Regions from separate parts of the Homo sapiens genome. Here regions 1, 3, 4 and 5 are each linked to region 2. The links are chromatin contacts, found by Hi-C in ENCODE. All regions are on one chromosome and are shown on one strand. The core of a region is the stretch at or near the end of the contact, and the rest is flanking DNA. Distances in the headings are between cores, read along the strand shown. Region 1 overlaps MGAT5 (alpha-1,6-mannosylglycoprotein 6-beta-N-acetylglucosaminyltransferase). Region 2 holds the start of SPOPL (speckle type BTB/POZ protein like). Region 3 has its middle 21 kb from the start of MGAT5. Region 4 overlaps ARHGAP15 (Rho GTPase activating protein 15). Region 5 holds the start of MGAT5 (alpha-1,6-mannosylglycoprotein 6-beta-N-acetylglucosaminyltransferase).

Region 1 (3,200 bases), core at 475-2,974, 4.2 Mb after region 2:
CAAAGTCACACTGCTATGAAGTGGTGGAGCCAGTATTTGAACCGAGCCAGTCTGGTTCCACAGATGCTGCCTTTCATTGTCCCTCATCCCCTCAACACTAGCATCAAAGTTTCAACTGCCTTTAAACCGATATTCTGAAACAAATGGCTTGTGGCTACAGTCCTCATGGAACCTTGTCTCTCTGCTGGGTTGTTTCCTCAATAATGAGTCACCCAGCTATCCTTCAAGCTACACCCTTGGAAATAATTATGACAAATTCTCCCTTGCCCTGTCCCACGGTCTGTCCGTGTCCCCATAACACCAGCTTCACCCTAACGTGGGTCTCAAATTCTTTCTCCCTGGGCCATAGGAACATCTCTAACCCAGGGCATTCTCCTCCTAACTGAAGATTAAATGCAGTCTCTCTCACCCATTCATATGCATTTCACTCCACATGGCCCATAATTATTCTCTGGAAATACAGACCTCACACCTATTCATCCTCCTACTTTAAACCTCTCATCAACTGCCACGGCCCAGGGAACAAAATAGAAACTCCTTCATTTAACATTGAAAATGCATCACAAATCCCAATTAACTCTCTAGTCTCATTTTCTTCAATATTGCTCCAAGTATGCTGTCAAGGGTATTTTCTGATGTAAAGTAGATCTTTGGGGACCTGTCTTGTTTTCTTTAACTTATTTAATTTACTCTCTCATATCTTGATAATTATATACTTTGCTTAAAATAACAAAGAATTTCTTCTAAAACATTCTGCAATTTAAACCCATTCTCTAAGACTACTTTGTACCATTGTTATCCGGAATTAGTGGTCCTTTCACGAGAAGAAATAATTACCTTCTATAGAAGCAGAAGTAAAATGTACATTGCCAAAAGCACACTGTGGGCCAGGAAAGGAGTTCCTTAAGGGCAGGATCCTAAAATAGTCTTCTGGGAGTTTCTAAAATCTCTTTCCTTGGAGGCCTCCAAGACCAGTGGCAAAGCTAAATGAGGTGGAGATTGGCGGGCGGCGGGGGTGGGGGGGCTTGTGAACAGCCTTGCTAGGAAAAGGGAAAGGAACTTTAGGTCTCAGCTGGCAATCAGGAAACTTCAGCGTCTCAGGCGTCTTTCTGCACTAACCATAGGTGAAAATATCTGCTGGCACCAGATTCTAACAGTATCTCATAGATCGGAATTTCACAAACCTGCCACAATTGACATTTGGGGCTGGATACTTCTATTATGGGCAGTGTCTTATATATTGTAGGATGCTTTTTGCAGCATCTCTTGTCCTCATCTATTAGAAATAAATAGGCCAGTCACAGTGGCTCATGCTTGTAATCCCAGCACTTTGGGAGGCTGAGGTGGGAGGATCGTTTGAGCCTAGGAGCCCAACCAGCCTGGGCAACATAGCAAGACCCCATTCTCTACAAAAAATAAGAAAAAAGAATTTGCCGGGCATGATGGCACATTGCCTGTAGTCCCAGCTACTCAGAAGGCTGAGGCGGCAGGGGGTGGGGACATGGAAGGTCGAGGCTGCAAAGAGCTGTGATAGTGCCACTGCATTCTGGCCTGAGCAACAGAGCGAGACTGTCTCAAAAAAAAAAAAAAAAAAAAAAAAAGGAAATAGCACCTCTTCATTTGTGAAAACCAAAATGTGTCCTGACATTGACATGTGTCCCCTGGGGGCAAAATCGCCCACAGCTGTTAATCACTGCTATAAATTCACTTCCTCAAAGATCACCATCACTTCTGAACTGTCTTTCTTCTTCTAAATAAAAACAAAATATCCTTGACCACACAAAGTGAAAACCATACCAACAAAGACAAGCATTTTTCTGTAAAGATACCAAAAGAATAGCTTCTGACAAGGGTCCACATATTTATTGTTACCATTGCAAATAACAAAACAGAAAGTGACAGGTAGATAGACAGAACATATTTGCTTCTTGCTCAACTTAATAGGAAGCCACCTGCAATCTCATCTCTCTCCCGTCTCTCAGTAGCATCTGGGATCTCACTGACATACCAGTATCTGACCCTGGGAAAGTCATCTGCTGAGCCACTGCCCAGGGGTGGAGCTGGGACACTTCAGGTGCTACTTCAACACAAACTGATGACATGGGTACACATACAAGGAAAGAGCACAGGTACAACTAAATTTCAAGGTCCATTAGCAGCACAAAGAGGGGGAAATTGCACTTCCAAATGCAAGCCCTGGAACTCAGCAGGGACATTTTTCATTTTCAACTTTCAAATGGTAAGAATAATAATAATGGTTGCTGTTTTTAAGAACAGCTTCCAAATTCAAATACATTGCACTTCAACCCCAAATACTAGAAAGTGTTGCATATCGCTCCCCACTTTGGAAAAAATGCAGGGTTGCTGTAAGTTCAACTTGGATTAAATACCAGGAAACTGTCGCTTGAGTTATACCTGTACCTTTGATTTTGTGGTTCTGCTTCCCAAGTGACCTTGCAATTATTAAGTCATCACAACACCACTTGGATGCTATCATTATGGTTTTGGCTTTTAAGGAACAGTCAGCACTGGCCAGTTATTCAGCTGACCTTGAATGACAACTCTTTATTGAGAGTATAAATAAATGTGTACACATGCACATACATACACTACCCCGTAGAGAGCTACACAATGTTCTTGTCCTCTAAAGTATCACAATCTAGGATTGTAACTATCACATCTAGGATTGTAACTATCACATCCTATGAAGCCTCCACATCCCATAACCATTGATGGGAAGTTCAGTCCTGACCAACAAAAAAGGCAGTCCCACTTCTTAGGCGGTGTCTGCTAAGGTCTGAGAACTAGGGAAACGAAATACCAAGTCCGACTTCTAGGCAAATCACCACAAATGTAAATTGAGAAGAAGAACTATAAGAAGAAACTCTTCCAGGTGGTGAAACCAAATGCTGTTCCCTCCAATAGAAACCAATCCATGTGAGCAATATTTACTGAATTATCTTCAACAGGTAAGGCTACAATCAAGACACTATGGGCAGAACAAAGATATATCAGACATTCAGTCCTTAGAAGGCAAGCATTTTCATGATCAGATATGTATACTTTTTACCTTTTCCCCATTTCAGGTACATGACAAAGAACCACAGATCCAATCCTATTCGCTCCACTTCCTCACTTAAGATCACAAAACTAGAGAAAGACAGAATGGGTCTTTCTAAAATTCAAAGCATCATTCTAAA
Region 2 (3,338 bases), core at 429-2,928:
AAACCAAGAAGTGATGATAGCATTTATCAGATATTTGCCCTGTGCCAGGTACTGTTTTAAGTACTTTACTTGTATTTACTTGTGCAATTACTAGCACCATCCTGTGATGTCATATCATAACCCCATTTTACAGCTGTAAGTATACTGAGGCGAAGAAATATTAAGTAACTTCCCCAAAGCCAAAGCTGGTAGATGGCAGAGCAAGGGTTTACACCCTGGCAACTATATACTAGTCTGAGCTCTAGAGAAGAGTTCTTAACCACTAGGCAACATTTCTCACAAGAATGATGAAATGGTAATTTGAAATATTCCACCAATCTCATCGTGGCAGGAGAGATGTAATTTTTCAAGGTATGAACCTTTTACCTCTGTCAGTTTCTAGTCCAAGAAACAGTGGATTCAATTGCAAGTGGGAAAGTGAGTACCACAATGGGTCAAACTAGGCCCAAGATTATTCAAAAATAGACAAAGCATCAGAAGCCTGGAAAGAATCACTGAATGACAGAGTTCAGTCAGGAAAGAGACAAGCGAAAGTTAGGATAAGCAGATGGTGAATCTTATTTCTACTGGGTTGTGTGACTGCTTTGAGAGAGAAAATGCTACCTTCCCTTTTCTTTTATGTTGAATCAATATACAAATACATTGACTCAAAAAGAATTAGGAAAAAGGAGAGCAGCAGGAATACAAGTGGGCTCTTTGAAGACTTGGACCCCGAACCGCGCGGTTAGCTTGATGTACTCTGGTATAAGTGAGCAAAAATGTATTAGAAAGCAGGTTAAAGAGAGGTTAAAGGCATGACCACCGGACTGGAGGTAGTGAGCGGTCTGCGAAGCTGAGAACTCTGCCTAAAATGGGCTAACAGGGACGAGAGTTTCAAGTGTCTGTATTTGGGATGAGGAGGTATGAAAGTGGACGCTGCGCGGTGGCAGAGCATGCAGTTTCTGCCTTTGGGCAGCACTCAGGTAAAAAGGGGCAGGTGTGGAGGTATACAGGTATAGAGGAGGAGAGAAGCCAGAGGAAAAGAAGGGGCGAGGCCCGGGGGTAAAACTAAAGGGGATCCTGGAAGGTGGAGGCTGGGAAATCAAGGAGGGATTGGGGGCAACCCCGGGGAAAGTGGTGCCGCCGCGCGAGGGAAGGGCGGTCCGGGGGCGTGGGAGGTAGTCCCCAGAGCAGGCCGGAGCTCGCCGCCCGAGCAGGGGTCCGGGACCCAGAGAGCAGAGGGCGCAGTGAGGCGCGAGCAGGAGGCCGCCGGTCTACGGAGAGCCGGGGGAGGGGAGCAAGCGCCTGGGGCTGCCGCGGGGACTGGGGGGAGGGGAAGGGGCGCCTACCTGGACGTGCTGGGCGGCAGCGGTCAGTCCTGGTGGAGACTCCTCTCCCGCTGAGGCGGTGGCCGTGTCCGCCCTGGGAGCCCGAGGCTGCGGTGGTGGCAGCAGGGGTGATGGCGGCAAGTCCCTGTGGCGGCCGCCTCCGCCGAACCGCATCCCTCCTCCCCGACCCGCCCTCCTTCCCTATCTCCCGCTCCTAAACTTCTTCCCCGGGATAAACAAACCCGCCGCCAGGGGCGGCCACCTCCGCCACTCCCGCCCCCGCGCAGCCCCCACCCCCCCGCCGCGGGCCCGTCTGGGCTCCGGCTTCCGAGTTACGACTCCAGCCCCGGCTCCAGCCCGCGAGGGCGCGTGCGCGCGGCGGCGGCGGCGGCGGCTCCTGGGCCCTTGCTCCCTCCTACAGCGCCGGGCACTTCCGGGCGGGCCCGGATTTGCCGCCGCGCTTGGGAAGCCGCCACCGCCGCCGCTGCTGCATGGCACTAGGCTCCCGGCGGGGCAGGTTCCGCAGCCGGCACCGCTCTGGCTAGGCGCACGGAGGCGCCTTGCTTAGTCTGACCCTTATTTGGCCAGGCGTAAAACTTGTCCTGCCTAAAAGCCTACTGAGACCTCCTAACTGGTCTAATCCGCGGGAGACGCCAAAGGCGGCGGCCGTTTGTGCGCACAGGATTTTTCTTGGAGCTGTAGCAGTCTAGGAAGCCAGGGTGGAACTTTTGCTAAGCTCCCGTTGTAAGCCCAGAGCTGTAATAACTGCTGAGACACAACCAGCAGTATACAGGCTCCAGTTGGAAATCGAGAACTTTCCAGGTAGATGAAGTGCCCCATGGAGCAGTTTTCAGGTGGAGGGGATGAGGCTCAGCTGGAAGTCTCAGGCCAGAAGGAGAGGCTGCCGAGGGGCGGCCAGGGATGCCTAGGAAGTGAGCGCAGAAGACCAGGCGGCCTCCTGGGACCGCACGGTGGGAAATAAAGCTGCACCTGCACAAATGTGTGAAGAGAGGATGGGATTGCCTTGTCTCTTCGGACATTTAGTTTAAAAAGGGGGTGACAACTGAACTTTTTATTCCCCACGGCCATGGGACAAAGATACTTAATCGAGCTACCAGGAGTAAACTTCTTTAAAGAAGTTTGGGGGACCAACAATCCCGGCTTTGCCAGAACAGACATGAACGTCATTCAAGGATCCCAACTCTTTTTGCTTTAACTGTGCATACGTCAGCAATTTTTGTTTTGTTTTGTTTTTGACAGGGCTGTCACCCAGGCTGGAGTGCAGTGGTGCCATCACAGCTCACTGCAGCCTCGACCTCCTAGGCTAAAGTGATCCTCCCAACTCAGCCTCCCGTAGCTGGGACTACAGGAATGTGCCACGCCCAGGTAATCTTAATTTTTTGTGGAGACGAGGTCTTGCTATGTGGCCCAAGCAGATCTCGAACTCCTGAGCTCAAGGGATCCTCCCACCTTGGTCTCCCAAAGTGCTGGGATTTGCAGGCGTGAACCACCACACCTGGCCATAAACCAACTTCTCATTGCTTACCTGGCTTTCCAAGAAAAGAGAGAGGGCAGAGGGAAAATATTTATTATTTTGCTATGTACTGAGTATTCTAAGCATGGACTTGTATCGTCTCTGTTCTCTCAACAACCTCTCTAAAACTTCAACGTAGAAATTTCCATCTTAAAATTAAGCGACAAGAACTAGAAATGGCAAGTAATTCATCCAGAGGTTACTGGGATTTGAATACTGGACAGGCAGATCCCCCTCATTTCAAATTAATACTACATTAGCTGTCTTTTTTATTTCTTTTTTCTTTTTGTTTGTTTGAGACAGGATCTCGCTTTGTACGCCAGGCTGGAGTGCAGTGGCGCGATCCTGGGTCACCTCCCAGATTCAAGCAATTCTGTGCCTCAGCCACCAAGTATCTGGGACTACAGGCGTGAGCCCGGCTAATTTTTGTATTTTTAGTAGAAACAGAGTCTCACCATATTGCCCAGGCTGGGCTCAAACTCCTGGCCTCAAGTGAT
Region 3 (3,103 bases), core at 307-2,806, 4.3 Mb after region 2:
GAGAAACACAGAAAAATGAAACACATGAGCAACTTTCAACTGACTGTTTCCTTCTCTCTTTAGACCACAAAGTCTCCCTGCTCTAATGAGATTATTACCCATCATGAAAGGACATAGCATCTAGCGTTCTGATTTCTCCACTCAGAGATACACCTCAGAAGGCAGCTTCTCAGCTGTGAAAGAAGTTGGCCTTTGCAATCCTCTCTTAGAAGTCTGCTTCGGAATTATTCAAGAGAGCCAGAGTCAAACCTAGAGTGTTGTGCATGAATAGAGAGGCAATCTGGTGTGGCAGAGAGGCTTGGGAATTAGATTCAGATTAAAATCTCTGCACTGACATAAGCCAGCCCTGTGCCCTCTTGAAGTTACAGAAATGAAGATCCAGTTTCCTTATCTGTAAAATGTCTACCTGCAGGGTTTAAATTTGCAAAGGGCCTAGTCTAGTGACCGATCCTTGATGAGAGTTACTGGAGAAGTCTCATGACTCCTACAATGAGCCCCAGAGGCCTCTGTGAGTAAGGTGGAAGGACCTAGCCTTCTGCCTGATCTAAATACATTAAGATCTGCCTTTGCTGACCTAGTTTTATTCTAAAGCAGTTGTGGTTTTCTTTCTTCCCTTCAGTTCCTTTTCTCAAAGGATGTAAGCATATCTGTGTGAAACACATAAAAAAAATGCACCAAGTGTCAGCAAAATGTTACTGTAACTGATAAAAAGGCATTTTCTATCTTGTCCATCAGTTTTGATGAGGAAGCAAAGCAGACTAGCCCAATTCCTAGCATTGGTAAAGATTGCTACTTCAAAGAATTTTCTGGGTCAGCACCTAAAAGTCTGAAATCCATTCCACTGAATTCATTATGACCCATAGTAATACCCCATCTCTCAAAGCAAAACTACACTGTGATTCATTGCATAGAGCCATTCCCTGGTAGACACTATATTTTAGACTTATGAATAAAACAAGTACAGAAAACAAAATAAAACACAGAACCAGCCCTGTACCCTTATATTTTACAATCTACAAAAAACAAAGTCAGATTTACACATACCTGGAAAACAACTCACGATGACATCATTTTAAGCTAACTGAATCTTGGATTCAAGAAGAATCAATGTCTATACTATTCTTCTAGCATAAAACCTGTTGTGGCAGTTTTAACTTTTTAACTTAAGAAAGTTATGACCTTAGGTCACTAGACAGAATTACATTACTCAAATGTATTCTTGGCAAACTCTTTGGGGATATAATTCACTCTGCAAGGAAAAACTGGTAATTGCCACCAATATCTCACACACATGTACATACAAGAAGACACACCATAACACACCATAACAACCACCACCCACAGAATCAAGAAGACCCATGCCATTCTTAAATGAAAATGTGCACCAGTTAAGAAATAATCTAACATCTCAGGTTAGCAGGAAGTGCCACACTCCAACCTAACAAGAAAAATGGGCATTAAAAAAACATTACATAGGTCTGTGGTCTATTAACAGTAACCTGTTAGTATCAACTTCCTGGTTTGGTATTGTAACAGAGCATGAAATCTGGGGAAGGATGGGTCCGTGGGTCTCTTTGTACTGTTTTTACAACTTCCTGTGAAATTATTTCAAAATAAATTGTTTTCTAAGCATTACTTATTGGGTATCATCCTGTTTGGGGAGATTTTTCAAGATGTAGAAGCCCTTTCCCAAGGCCCCTCTTCAGCTAATGGGTCCAGAATAGGATATACACCTAAATACTTTGAAAAGGGTTCTGGTTCCTAGATGATCTGAAACTCCTCCCCTGTTGAGTAAGAACCACCACCAAATGGCAGGTAAATCACTGAAGACATTTAACAGTGCTGAGGCCACCATATTTGATATTGGCTGCTGTGTAGAGGATGGGTTTGAAGGGTGGCTCATGAAAATCCGGGTGAGAAATGAGTCCAATAAAGGCCTGAACAGGGTAGTGGCAGTCCAGTCATAATAAGAAACCAAATGCTAGAAATACTTAAGAGGTCAAATCAGCAGGACAGTGGGCAATGACTAACTGGAAGGAATGAGGGAAGACGAGGAGGAGGAGGAGGAGTATAGAATGACCACTAGGCTTCCAGCTTGGGCAGCTGAGGAAAAGGTGACATGTCATTCACCAAGACAGGAAAATGGAGGAGCTGGTTTGTGAGGGAGGATGGCTGCCTGAAGCTTCCACAGAGCAATAGTACTATATCATATATTGCAGACAGAACGATCTTTGTCTAGAGAGGTAATTCCTTCTTCCTCAACTCACTGGGTGTAAAGTACCAGGGGACAGACAACTCGGCACAGCAGGCAAGAAGGACCAGCCACTACTCAGCCATGTCAGCCACTTGGCCCCGCCCTGGTCTGATCATTTTCACAGCCAGCCACAAACCCAGTGATCTTTCCCCAAATACCTCCAGTGGGTAGAGAGCTACTCAACCAAGCTGCTCCCCACAGGTTCTAGAGGGTCTGGGTTTCTAACATTTCTATTAAAAGAACTCCAGAGGGTGAATGAGGGAAATCATCCATCAATAAATCAAGCAACTAATTATTTCACTTTGCCATAATCTCTTTAAGAAATGGTGTTCCAAAGTGAAAGGAAGAATTCCACATGAGAAGACATCAAGACAGCCTATGAAGATCTTGACATAGGAATTTGTACATTGCTACACAGGAAGCATTTACCACCCACCACAGAGGAATGCAGTTTATTTGATAATTATTTGTCTAGGTTATAAACCCTTTTTGTAACAGTTTACTGAAATATAATTCACATACCATACAATTAACCAACTTAAAATATACAATATAATGGTTTTTACTGGGCTCAGAGTTGTACAAGCATTACAACAATCAGCTTTATAACTTTTCTCCCATATAAGTGCCAACCAGGCTCAACTCTGCTTAGCTTCCAATATCAGAACAGATTGGACACATTCAAGGTAGTGTGGCTGTAGAGAATTTCATATAACATTTTATCATACCCAAAAGAAACCCACACCCTTTAGCTACCACCTCCTAACCCCTCCTCCTCCCCACTCCAGCTCTAAGCAAGCACTCATTCTACTTTGGTGTCTCTATAGATATGCCTATTCTGGACACTTG
Region 4 (3,258 bases), core at 651-3,150, 4.6 Mb before region 2:
CATTTAATTTAAAAATCATTGAACATTTTTCTTCTCTGTCTTGTTTTATTTACTTATATCCTTTGTTATAACTACGTCTGAGACAGAGAATCTAATCTATTAAAGGAGAAAACGTGATGAAATGGGTTATGCAACCAAGCCCCAGCTACATTTCCCCATCTTGTGCACTTACTGGTGGGGTTCTTGTGTGTGTTTTTGTGTGTGTGTGAGCATGCACACATGTATGTGTATTTAAATGGTTGCCACTGTTACTATCACAACACAAGGTATGCAAACCTCTCTTTCATCTCCCTTACAACAGTACTTCCACACATTCTGATCCATACCCTACCTACATCATGCGATTCAAAAATAACAGTTGATGCAAAGACAAATGTATTTGTTATGACTTAGTCAAGTTAAACTTTTAGAGACATCTTTTAATGATTTTTTTTAAAAAAATGCTTTGGGGAGGGTTGGCAGCAGAAGAAAGTTTGTTCTTTCAATTTAGGAAAATGAGCCCAGTCATGCAAGCTAGACAGACACAACAAGGACCTAAATGAAGAAGCTATACATAAATGGATGCTTTTTTCACAGAATAATCTAATGCTCCAGTCAGTCTCTAAACATTTATTGGGATTTATTGCATATACAGAAGTTATTTGGAGGACTCCAGTTCTCTCTAATCATTACCCTCTGCTCCTGCTTTTTTAGGAGCAGCTATAAATTCAAGAAGAGGTGGAAAATCGGCAGACTGCCAACCAAATTCAACCCACAGACATATGTTGTTGGGCCTGAACAATGTTTTGGAATGTTTTGAATCAATTTCCAATTGAAAAATGAGGGTTGTTACTTTTAAAAAAAAACAGAAAAGTATGTCTATATGTCTTCTCTTGAAAATTCATAAAATGTGGCAAACTGATCCAGGTGTGTATGGTAAGAGACAGCTGCGGGTGGACAGCTTCTACATCCTATAGACAAGGCATCATATAGACGTTCTCTTGTCTACAGGTCCTCTCCTACCCACTTATCTTGTATAGATATCCCAACTGGCCTGCAGGCATTCCCGACTGTGGCTCGTAGTGTCAATCACCCCTAGGAACATTGCTCCTCTGATGTATGGGTTGAATGGTGATTGTGCTGCCTATTAAGTCAATATTATTTTCAGTATTTCATTATTTTTAAATCTAAGCTGGTAAGATCGCAAATGAAGAGCAGAACCAGGAGACTGCATTTGCATTTGCATTTGTACTACTGCTTTAGAAAGAGGATCGTCAGACATTCACATTACTTCATTTATTCTTACAATTTTCTCAACATGATCTTAGTTACAACGAGTAGGATATTGTGCTGTGCTCTTTGCTCTTGCTAAGCAAGTTCCCCTTTTCCTCCCTCTCTTTTCTCTGCCTCCTCTACTGTTTCTATTATATTTTGGCAGATAATTATATCCTGCCTTATATTGGTTTCTGTTCTCTATTTGAGCTGTGTGTCTCTTCTGCCCAAATTGACTGTGGGCTCCTTAAAGTCAGACACTGTATTTGTCAGTGTTGTTGCTCTGTATTGTACTTAGGACATTATAGACACTTGGTCCCATGCCTTGCTCTCATTAATTCAATGCCCTAATACCAACTGGTTTCAGAATTAGTACTGAAATTGGTATATTCATTCAGCACTGTCTGAAATCCCCTGTCTTGAACTCCCCCAGGCCATGAGCATTTCCAGCATGTTCAAGTTTGCCACCAAGATTAGAATGACTGTGACTCCAAATCCCAAGTGTTGTTGGATTCCTGTGTTTCCTGCATACCTCTCCACATCTAAAGCTGCCAAATGTATGCACCATACAGCTCATCATGGTCAGGAGAAGTCAGATCACTGCATTTCACCTTCCCCCATCCCTGCTCCAGGGTGTGTATGCTCTACACATCTGCCATGCTGACTGGTCTCCAGGTTTTTTGTCAAGCTGGTTTCCCACCCTGAACCTACTGCCCACTTGCTAATCCCCTTTGCTAATGCCAGACTTCAAACCTAAAGCTCAATGCCAGCTGGCCATAGGATACAGCAAGCTTTCTGTGGACAGCACCATAGCTGGTTGTCTTCCCAGCATTTTGTCAGCACGTGGGTTCCCCTCTGCTGCACCTTGTTCTCATTAAGTGGATGCGCTAACACCAATTGCTTTCAAAATTAGGACTGAGTTGGGATATTCATTCAACCTACATATATAGAATCCTGAGTTGGTTTCCTCAAAGGAAAATTAAACAAAAGAAAGGAAGAAAAAAAAAGACAAAAGACTTCTTTACTGGGTTAGCAATCTATACTCTCAGGACTTCCTAGTTTCCTTTTATATGTTCCCTTCTCAGAATTATTTTTCTAGGACCCTAGTAGATCTGTCTTGTGGACTATCTACCTTACTACCTTACCACTCCATGCAAAAATTTAGATTTAAAATAAAAGTGCATGAAGAGAATTCTACTTTCTTTTCTCTCCTCGTGTTTGCTGTTTTTCTTTGCTTCATTTTAATTTCAGGCATAAGAGTCAGTGGCTGCCTACCTGTTTTTGAATTGTTTTATGTGATAAATATTAATTCTTCATAATTAAAGGGTATTTTTGGTGAGGGTACATCTTGAGCTGCTTGAAGGAAAACTACCATATCAACTAAAAATTGGTAAACAAACAAGAAAAGAGTTATCTCTTCTTCCCTTTGCCCACACAGCTATACTATACTCCCCCACACAGCTGTATTGAGAAAATGAAACTAATAGCAAGAAATTGCTTTTGATGAGTTTCATAATTTTATCATAATACTTAGAATTGAAATAAACCAAAATTATCATAGCATGATTTTTACATCATAGTGAAGAAAAAAAAGTCACTCTTTGATTCAAGACCTGATAAAACAATTACTACTGCTACTCTTACCACCGCGTTTAACCTTTTTAAAGTGATTTACTATGTGCCTCATGCAGGGTAAACATCTTTACATACATCATTTTATATTTTTTCCTTGGGAGGAAACTCACCATTTTACAGATGAGCCAATGCAGACTCAGAAAGATTAAGTAACTTGCCCAAAATATCATACAGGATCTAGCAAGTGGTAGGGCCCAGAGTTGAGTTTTATTTTTTCTGACTTCCCAGCTTGTGCTTTTAATACCACTACTATCTCTGTAAGAAAGAAAAAAGTTCCGTACTAAAATTTGAGAAAAAGTATGTTTTAATGGTTATACCTGAAATGTGTCCTAGCCCTTCTGTGTCCTCCCGCAATTCAATTTCTCCATGCTT
Region 5 (3,079 bases), core at 389-2,888, 4.2 Mb after region 2:
TACTATCAGGGAGACCACTTCAGTGAGACCACTGAAACCTCAATTCAATGATCAGACTCTTGTCACTCAACAACAGGTCATCTTCTACAGACCAAGTCTGCTCTGCAAAACACAGCATGATCTAAATTCCATTTGCAATTTTTTTCCAAGTATTTGTGTGTGTATGTGTATGTATATATATATGTGTGTGTATATATATATGTGTATATATGTGTATATATATGTATATATGTATATATATGTATATATATATTTGTGTGTGTATGCAAAGTATCAGAAAAATACACACTGAAATGTTAATTGTGGTTATTGCCTGGAGTAGTAGACTTATGTGTAATTTTTTTCTTTTTTTGCTTGTCTACAGCTTCCAACTTTTTCTATATTAAACATAAAAGAAAAATAAGTTACATCCCATATGTGTATTTTTTTACTCTTTCTGATTTCAAAAAGAATTCTGAAAAAAATTCTTTAAAGAAAAAGCAACAAGTACACAAAGATTCCTTTCAAAGTGAGGGCAGTTAGAGACAAGGGCAAGAAGAAGAGCAACATAACCTCAAGAAGCCAAAGGTTAAAACTCACCAGCATGCAAGTGCCAGTGTCATATTTATTGGCTGGAGGGAGGAACACAATTGGCTCTAAGTTTACTGGCTTCCATAGAACATTCCTCCCCATCCTCTTCACCTCACCCCCACCAGCCTTAATTAAGTTTTGTTTAGGGAAAGATGAGAATATTTTTCAGCATTCCCTGAACTCACTCCCACATGAGATCACATGGTTCCTGAAATGTGTTCAGGGAGAAGGAGCTAGCTGCAAACACAACCAATAGAGCCCTAACTATACTAACCCACTGACTCCAGGGGAAAGTGTGTCTGCATACACCAGCTCAGAACCCCCAAAATGGCATTGCTTTAATTTCCTAAAGATGCCTCTCTGTGTGCAATTCACTGCTTATGAAGGCAGTGGCAAAGGACATTCAGTCCATGACAAGACCATATCTGGGAGCTTCTAGGGCCATTTCAAGGCCAAGGCACACTTTAATGGAGAGGTCCCAGAAACAGTGCTTACCATAAGCTGTCATGACTCCAGCGTATGGCCCATCCACCACATTCCTGTTTTCTTCTGCCAGTGCCTTGATGTACCTTTTGCTGAGGTCCAGGATCTGCTCGCGCAGCATGGAGCTGCTTTCAGGCTGAGTTCGCTGCTGGATGGTAAAGTGCAGAAGCATCATACCCCAAATGAAGCCAAAAGTCACCAGGAAAAAGCCCAGCTTCTGAGAGGACAACTTCCACGGAGTGAAGAGAGCCATTGCTCTCTGGCAACTTCACCTGTCCTTGGCTCTTAACGCGTAGAAGATAGACACAAATTCATGGTGTAGGTTGAGTGTGAGAGTCTGCTGGTCTCACTCTGGCTCCTGTGTCAGCTGGTTGCCTTTCCTCACTTCCATTCTGCTGTGAAGGAGGAGAAGAATTAGCCAAGTGGTCATGGCACAATACAGCAAAATAAACCAGAAGCCATGTTTTCACTTGAATACCTCTAAGTAAAATGTCAACTCTTAAATTTGCTGGTTCAATATCTTATGATTCAGGAACTGTAAGCTGAGGGGAAATCTGGCTAGGCAACAAGAAGCTAAGCAATTATGAAGGGGGAAGTGTGCGTCTGCGTGTGTTAACAGGTGTAGTGGGGCTGTTCCAGCCTGGACCAAATTCAAAACAGGAAGTTTGTTTTGCAAGGTGGGGAGGAGACAGAAGGATATTTGGCGGAATGTCAGCAAAAACGGGGAGGGTGGAGTCATATCACCATCAGGCCCTTTTGTGTGCCTGTAACTTAAGCTTACAAAGTCATTATTATGTGCTTCTGGCAAGGACTAGAACATGCAACTGGTGAGGTGAGCAAGAAAGTGGATGCCCCCTTGGGGGTAACTAGACAAAGAAGAGGTAGATTGCTACATCTTATTTGAGCATGGCCAGCTTTCACCATCAGTGTTTAGTGATGAGATGGCTCTCTCAGGGCCACCAGGCAACCTCTCTAGGTGCACCAGCACAGAGAAGATATGCCAGAGGTACAAGCAGGGGTATTGCTTTCCCAGCTACATGAGGAAAAGGTACACCTCACTGCTCACTTGCATGCTGTAGCACAAGAAATGTGGAACACCTGGCAGGCAGATTTTCTGTGGTTCTCACTTTCACTCCCACCATGAGGCAAAATGAGACATTAAAAGGCAGAGTAGTTTCAATATTAATGCAGCCAGATCCTATCTAATGCCAGCACAGACCAGGCCACTCTTCTCAATCAGGGCTTCCCAACAAGTAGGACCTGAGCATAGGTTGCAAATGGTTACCAGCATGCCCACCCCTTCAGCCAGAGTCCTGGGCCCAATACCAGTCAGCTTACGAATAGCGCCATTTTCTAAGTGCCACTCAAGGGAGAGGCTGAGCAATGATCCGATCCCTTATAAGAGACTAACCCAGGCTGTACTTCAGAGTGTACATACATGCTTCAGTCAAAGGATTCTTCTTTGCAAGCGGCCCAAAAGAAAATGGTAGCAGGATCTTGAAGCAATTAGCTTTCAGAGCCCTGGATCACTGTTGGTCTGCCTCTTACTGTTTTCCCATTGCCTATCAACAGAGTAAAAATAAATTATAAATTCTAGCTATATCCCAGATATTGTGACATACCATCTTTTGTGGCTTTGCTCACTGAATCCTCAGAAGTTCTATATGGTAAGAAGTATGAATATTATCGTCTCTGTTTTATTAGAAACATGAGAAAATAAAGGTAAAAGGTGATTAACTTGGCAAAGGTCAGCCAGCTATGTGGCAGAGGACTGATCATCTAGGCATGGCCCAGGGGTTATTAAACCATGCCCCACCTTCCCTACATCATCCTCACTCCCCCAACAGCCTGTTTGTATATGGCAGAGAATGATATATATATGCTTAATGGGTCATGAAAAGCAATAAAAAATATGTAACAGATACTCTTTGTAGCCCAGAAGGCCTAAAATATTTACTATCTACCTCTTAACAGAGAAGGTTTGCCAACCTCTCAATTCTAGACCAGTGGTTCTCCAAATGTGGTC

What was found. A loop is a pair of places that touch in the nucleus more often than their neighbours do. Pooled maps may share reads with other maps.
Region 1: a loop to region 2 is called in a pooled map, with 2.1 times the contacts of the local background. The contact joins the enhancer-like site here to the promoter of SPOPL in region 2. A Hi-C loop is called at or near these places in 4 of 50 pooled maps.
Region 3: a pooled map shows a loop between it and region 2 (7-fold over the local background). The contact joins the enhancer-like site here to the promoter of SPOPL in region 2. A Hi-C loop is called at or near these places in 6 of 50 pooled maps.
Region 4: a map of naive thymus-derived CD4-positive, alpha-beta T cell shows a loop between it and region 2 (8-fold over the local background). The contact joins the enhancer-like site here to the promoter of SPOPL in region 2. A Hi-C loop is called at or near these places in 1 of 168 maps with a recorded cell type or tissue (naive thymus-derived CD4-positive, alpha-beta T cell), 2 of 37 single-sample maps with no recorded cell type and 2 of 50 pooled maps.
Region 5: a loop to region 2 is called in a pooled map, with 6 times the contacts of the local background. The contact joins the promoter of MGAT5 here to the promoter of SPOPL in region 2. A Hi-C loop is called at or near these places in 5 of 50 pooled maps.

The regions. Positions count from the first base shown.
Region 1 is chr2:134,273,980-134,277,179 of GRCh38, reverse strand. The region is part of intron 2 of MGAT5 (alpha-1,6-mannosylglycoprotein 6-beta-N-acetylglucosaminyltransferase); the gene reads right to left. Among named protein-coding and RNA genes, the nearest start is that of MGAT5, 22 kb to the right of the region's middle. Within about 2 kb of position 1,724, at least 3 of the 41 ENCODE cell types and tissues checked have a DNase peak (open chromatin) inside an H3K27ac peak, as active enhancers do.
Region 2 is chr2:138,500,110-138,503,447 of GRCh38, reverse strand. SPOPL (speckle type BTB/POZ protein like) reads right to left here and starts at 1,678. Exons shown (of 11, transcript NM_001001664.3): 1 at 1,329-1,678. It overlaps SPOPL-DT (SPOPL divergent transcript), which reads left to right and starts at 1,753. Exons shown (of 2, transcript NR_187149.1): 1 at 1,753-2,129; 2 at 2,568-3,338. RefSeq lists silencers at 993-1,042, 1,243-1,782.
Region 3 is chr2:134,231,049-134,234,151 of GRCh38, reverse strand. It overlaps a transcript of MGAT5 not described here and the pseudogene RNA5SP104. Among named protein-coding and RNA genes, the nearest start is that of MGAT5, 21 kb to the left of the region's middle. Within about 2 kb of position 1,556, at least 9 of the 41 ENCODE cell types and tissues checked have a DNase peak (open chromatin) inside an H3K27ac peak, as active enhancers do.
Region 4 is chr2:143,139,674-143,142,931 of GRCh38, reverse strand. The region is part of intron 1 of ARHGAP15 (Rho GTPase activating protein 15); the gene reads right to left. Among named protein-coding and RNA genes, the nearest start is that of ARHGAP15, 12 kb to the right of the region's middle. RefSeq lists an enhancer at 1,172-1,311. Within about 2 kb of position 1,900, at least 4 of the 41 ENCODE cell types and tissues checked have a DNase peak (open chromatin) inside an H3K27ac peak, as active enhancers do.
Region 5 is chr2:134,252,631-134,255,709 of GRCh38, reverse strand. MGAT5 (alpha-1,6-mannosylglycoprotein 6-beta-N-acetylglucosaminyltransferase) reads right to left here and starts at 1,638. Exons shown (of 16, transcript NM_002410.5): 1 at 1,066-1,638. The coding sequence starts at 1,306.